Linked DNA regions of Homo sapiens: region 1 is linked to region 2. A link is a contact called in ENCODE Hi-C or POLR2A ChIA-PET data. All regions are on one chromosome and are shown on one strand. Each heading gives the region's core, a stretch centred on a gene start or an enhancer-like site at or near the end of the contact. The rest is flanking DNA. Distances are from core to core; before and after follow the strand shown.

Evidence for each region. A loop is a pair of places that touch in the nucleus more often than their neighbours do. ChIA-PET counts read pairs that join two places held with the same protein, here RNA polymerase II (POLR2A). Pooled maps may share reads with other maps.
Region 1: a map with no recorded cell type shows a loop between it and region 2 (2.3-fold over the local background). The contact joins two enhancer-like sites. A Hi-C loop is called at or near these places in 1 of 168 maps with a recorded cell type or tissue (naive thymus-derived CD4-positive, alpha-beta T cell), 4 of 37 single-sample maps with no recorded cell type and 8 of 50 pooled maps. POLR2A ChIA-PET finds 5 or more read pairs at or near these places in 4 of 52 experiments (OCI-LY7, WTC11, activated B cell and 1 more).

What each region holds. Positions count from the first base shown.
Region 1 is chr6:488,893-491,592 of GRCh38, reverse strand. EXOC2 (exocyst complex component 2) reads left to right here. Exons shown (of 28, transcript NM_018303.6): 26 at 407-468; 27 at 2,555-2,614. Among named protein-coding and RNA genes, the nearest start is that of IRF4, 98 kb to the right of the region's middle. Within about 2 kb of position 1,297, at least 4 of the 41 ENCODE cell types and tissues checked have a DNase peak (open chromatin) inside an H3K27ac peak, as active enhancers do.
Region 2 is chr6:208,177-210,876 of GRCh38, reverse strand. No RefSeq gene overlaps it. Among named protein-coding and RNA genes, the nearest start is that of LINC03066, 4.0 kb to the right of the region's middle. RefSeq lists enhancers at 606-805, 1,617-1,666. Within about 2 kb of position 1,301, at least 2 of the 41 ENCODE cell types and tissues checked have a DNase peak (open chromatin) inside an H3K27ac peak, as active enhancers do.

The DNA.
Region 1 (2,700 bases), core at 48-2,547, 280 kb before region 2:
CATGCCAAGCCACATCCTTACCTCTGTGGGACACGGGCCCTTTCAGGGCAGTGTTTCAAAGTGTCTTTCCTCTTGCAAGACTAAAAGAAAAATTAGTGGTTAGAGAGTAAATACAGATGGCTGGAAAATCATGACACAGTTTGTACTTTTCATAGTGAGATATCTAGTTCCCTGCCCTCACACAGTCATCCTTGACTACAAGTTAATTTTCAGTCAACGAACATTTTGTGGTAGCAAATTTCTTCGGACTGTTTTAGAAACTCTACTCATGACTGGCGGTCACCATGGTGGTATTACGCCAACCCCATCCTACGATGAGCAGGCTGGAGACCCTTAACCTTAGTACTTGTTTATATTTGATAATATAAATTTTCCTGTTGTCACTTTGTCTTTTTCTCATTTTCAGGCGAGACTTGAAATCTGTGCTTTGAGGGACACTGTGGCTGTTTACCTGACACCCGAAAGCAAGTAAGTGGCAGTGTTCTTTAGTTGAGTGCTCTATTAAAAATAAAGGTTGTCTTACTAGTCAATTCTGTCCTCTGTAAAGATGACTGATCAGAGCACATGCTCATGAATTTGTGATGTGATAAAGTTTATGTCAAGGCCACTTTGTAACACAATGTAAATGAAAGGGGTTTAATATAATTTTTTCATTTACTACTGACAAATCTTAGTCTTATAATACAGCAGAGTATGACATACTTCTTAAAGCAAAAGAGGATAAGAACTGAGTCTTAGTCTGTTCATAGCAGACTCTGAAGGACAGCTCAAGTGCTGTAAATATCAGTATAAGAGGAAGCCTTGTGGTTTCTCTGCAAAATTTTGTAGTGGAAATTTGATAATTTTTAGCTGTTTTGAATGAAAGTCAGGATTTCCTACCATTGAAATATCAGTAGGTGAAGTGAAGCAGAACTACTGTTTGTCTGTGCAAAATTGTTTACTACGTGGGCAACATTACCTAGGAAATACTGGGTTATAGTGTTGATGTGCCTGAGAAGCCAAGTCGTATGCAAATGAAATGTTTGAGGACACTGTAATATGCTTACTCACTCATTTCCAGCATCTGATAACATGGCTTGCTGTCATTCTGTCAGCTTTGCAACTGAAAATACGTTTTCCATTTTTTCCTAACCAATGAAGTTAGCCTTTCATTCCCGTCGGTCACAGCTCACCAGCAGCCATTTTTAGTGGGCCATGTTCACTGTTGAGCCACACCTTTTCCCAGCCATCGTTTGTCTGTACAACATACTAACAGGATGGAAAGCACCCAGCCCATGTTGGATGTGTGCACACTTCATGCAAATGCCTACCCTCTTCCTGCTGACTTAGTTTTAGAGTATAAGGTACTCATCTATAGAGGAAGTTTAAAATATTCTAGGCAAGCTTTTGAGGGTGTTAAATGAGAAAATGTGCCAAATCACTTTTTAATTTTCAGTACCCTGCCAATAATATGTAGTATGTTTATCATTATTGTCATACTGTCAAAACAATTACATCACATTTCTTTCAATTAATCAAAAAGAGGTTCATAAGAAACAAGCTGATGGTGGAGGTAGCGGCAGTGGCTTCCACACCAGGAAAGAGGCCGCTGAATGTGGGAAGGGACCCGAGTGCGCCAAGCCACCCGTCCCACACCCCACCGCGCCCTCCCGGGAGCAGCTGGAGATGCCCAGCACCGGGTTTTATGACTCTGTTGGAACTTTTCAGTCTTTCTCTCTGTTGCTGTGACACTTGCCCCTGATTTGAGGAATATTGCTCAAAAACGTATTTCCTGGTAGATTGAGGATGTTTTTACAATATAAAAGCAACGACCCCCTAAAGTCAAGAATTGCAGTATTTCTTCACCTTAACCAATCATAAGAGAGATAAAAGAACTGTTCCTTTGTGAATGGTACAAGTTAATTACCACAGTCTCCCCTATGATGCTTTTCATTTGGTTTGGTAATTTTTCTAATACTTTCTCCTTGTAAAAGCTAAACATCCCACAGTTTTCTTTTTAAAATTCTTTCCTTTTACCTTCATGTAAAGAACTTACATTGAATTTTTAAAGCATCTATATAGCTCTCCATTTTTCTACAAGTTTTAAGTAGACTGTAATTATTACAAGACATTGGCTGTAGATCAGGCCCTGTGCAGGCCAAATACTGTAAACACCCCACTGTGTCATCTTTCAGAAGGTCATCCCCATTTCTTAGAGTAACTGGATTATCCCCAGCTGCTTGTTTTGAAAAGACTCCTTTTAAATTAAACATGTTCACATTAAGCTCTCCTCTATCACTAGCATCCTTTCGAAGATGTTTTTCCTTTAGCTTTTCAAGTAGCGTTTCATTTCCTATTTGAGTTTTTCTGACCCCGTTGCTACAAAGCCTCCACCTGGTAGCTACACCTTCGCTTTTACTTTTACTTTTTCTATTGTTTTTCACTTTTACTTTTTCTCATATTTCCTTGCTTCACTGGCTTTTATTGGCTTCTCAATAATTAAGGGATGCTTAAGAATTTGTCAGCAGTTCTCCTGTGCAAGGCTTCAACTTCAGTGTGGCTGTTTGTGTTTCAGGTCAAGTTTTAAGCAGGCTTTGGAAGCCCTGCCCCAGCTTTCCAGTGGAGCAGATAAAAAGTAAGTCCTGTGTGCTGTTCTTAGGAGCCAGTTGAATGTGCTCAACAAGGTTTTGTTTCCTAAAATACCTTTTAAAAATAATGATT
Region 2 (2,700 bases), core at 52-2,551:
CTCCGCGTGGTGTGAAGGTGAGCATGGCCATGCAAGTGCTGCAACAGCAACAAATCCTGTGTCACTGCATTATTAAATAGTACTCATTTTCACTAACGGAGGAAAGAGGAACACACTGGTTAATTCCCTATGTTGTGTTCCAGGGAGCTGGGCACAGCTGGCATCATATCATCAGGAGACTCTCCACACATTCCAGGCACTTAGAGAAATGGGAAACGGCGCAGGGTGGGTGGAGAAAAGGAGAAACGAACATGTTCAAAGGATCCGCTCACTTTTCTATATCGCTAACAGGTCAAGCCATTTGTTTGAGCAGAGGCATTTTGGGGTCTATGATAAGCAGAGTGAGGGCCCGAGTTGAAGACAGTGGGAGACTGAGGGAGGAGAGGAAGGGCATCTTAAGGCAGGGGGCCCCCGGGCCAGGGCCCCCCAGGGAAAGCCTGGGCAGTGTGTGACTCGGCCTCTGAGCCGTCCACTGCGAGAGCCTCTCAGCTGAATCCTTGATATTTTGCAACACACGTAATATCATGGCCAATGGTCTGAGGGTGTGGGATTCACTCAAGCTGGGGGTGACTTCCACATTTGGGTGTGTGTAGAGGATGAGGACAGACTGGGAGCCAAGACCCCAGGAAGTCTGTCATGCAGGGAGCACAGGTGTGGGCACCTCGGCCCCTGAGGGTCCCTCCCGACATCTGGAGTATAAGGAACCCAGCATGAAACAAACCTCAGGAACCAGGGAGACCTTGGCCGCACTTGGGCCTTCAATACATGAATGTGGAAGAGCCTCGTACCATTCAATTATTACTCACATGAAGCAACTGCTGCGCTGTCGTTGCTGTTTTTGCTTGTACCTGTCCCGCCCCTCCCCCAGCAAAGTCAGTTAGAAGCAGACGCTGCTCAGTAACCAGTGGTACTTTCATTATTGATGGCTTGGTTTCATGCTATCTGTGATCTCCTTCCCTTTCTCTTTTTACTGATCTCACCGGTATTTGAAAATTGGTACACGATGTAGCTGACTACACCGTAGTCAATTTTTTGATTTCCCCATCCACCAAGAAACGCTCCCTTACGGGTCAAAAAGCAATTCCCCGGCTCTCTTCCCTTTTCCTGCGCACCGGCAGGCAGCCTTTCCTGCTGGTCCCAGTGCTTCTCGGAGGGCACCATCACGCGCCGCCCTGGCCTCGCCCACGCAGGGCTCTGGAACGGCCCTGTGGCTGAGGCCAAGGGCACCCCTCCAATGCCCACTGCCCTGCTGATATCCCCGACACCGCCCACCTCTCCACCTTCCACGCTGCTCCGCCCTCCTCCGCCACACACACTCCAAACCTGCAGTATTCTGAGAAACGCTGATTCACGTGTCAATGGGGGGTATAGGAAGAGAGATGAAGATAGTCAAGTTTCCATTCTCAAAATTCTCAAAATTCAAAGGAAAACACCATTGAGGTAGCTTATGATTATTGGCACCTTACAGACTGGGAAACTGAGGCTCCTTCTGCCAAGGACGAGGGGCAGGAGGAACCAAAGGTCTGCAGAGAAGACAGAAAGCTGCCAGCGCCTCTCCAGGGCCTTGATGGGGAGCTGGTGCTCGGCCCCAGCAGCCCTGGGGCAATCTCTAAAGCAGAGAAAGAGAGGTGCTTCATGAAGAGGTCTTGGGCTTTCTTTAGAATTCAGCCCTTCCCCTTTCTTCTTCCTAGGGGACTCCCAGCATAGTTTACCCTGGGAGCCCTGACTGTGTTGCAACGGGCTCAGGGTAGAGACCCGGTGACATGGAACCAGCCAGGCAGCAACCTATGCCTGCAAGTGAGTGTGGAGAAGAAGGAGGTGCAGGATCTGCCGCAAGGAGGGGCGCTCAGCATCAGTCTTGTGAAGTCATCAGTGTGCTCCGCTGTCCATGTAGCAGCAGTTACACCAGCCAAAGAGAGAAACAAAGTCAGGGCATGTGTACGTGCCCCGGTGCCCTTTTGGTTTCCGTTAGGCACCTTGCTCAATTTCCTGATAAACAAAACAGAGCCATCTGTGACTCTTCCAGCACACCTCCACTTTTAGGGAATTTTTAGGGATTTTAGGTCCCAGAGAGGAGAAACAGAACAGGGGAAGAAGTGCCCGATCGGTGTTAGGGGCCATGGTTCGAGGTCCTGCTTGTGTGACCTTCAGCAAGTTACCTTCCCTGTTTGCTTCCATTTCCACACCTGTGCAACAGGGCTGCGCTCTGTCTGAGAGACTAGAGGGTCACGTCGGATCATGAATAGCGTTTGGAACTGCTAAACACGCATTCAGTAATCTCATTTGTCAAGGATGGGAGCTCAGACCACAGGGCCTGTCTGAGACACAGCTGGGAAGTTTTTTTCTAGTTTCCCTTTTCTGAAAATCTGCTCCCACTCGGTGGTTTCTCCTGCCTACCACTGGCACCCAGCGTCTGGATATGTTGCCTACTGCACTGCCTACCAAGAACGCGTCAACGTTATCCCCATGTTGTGTGAGAGCAGGAAAAGAGGGTCTCCATCTTCGAGCTGAAGAGTCTTTCCCAGAGTGGATGTGCAGCCACCACCTGCCCAGGGGGTATTTTCCCAGAGCATCATTTCTACTCTACAAAGAATTTTAAATTTTGTGGGGTTTATTTTGTTTGTTTGTTTGTTTGTTTTTTGAGATGAAGTCTTGTTCTGTTGCCCAGGCTGGAGTGCAGTGGTGTGATCTCGGCTCACT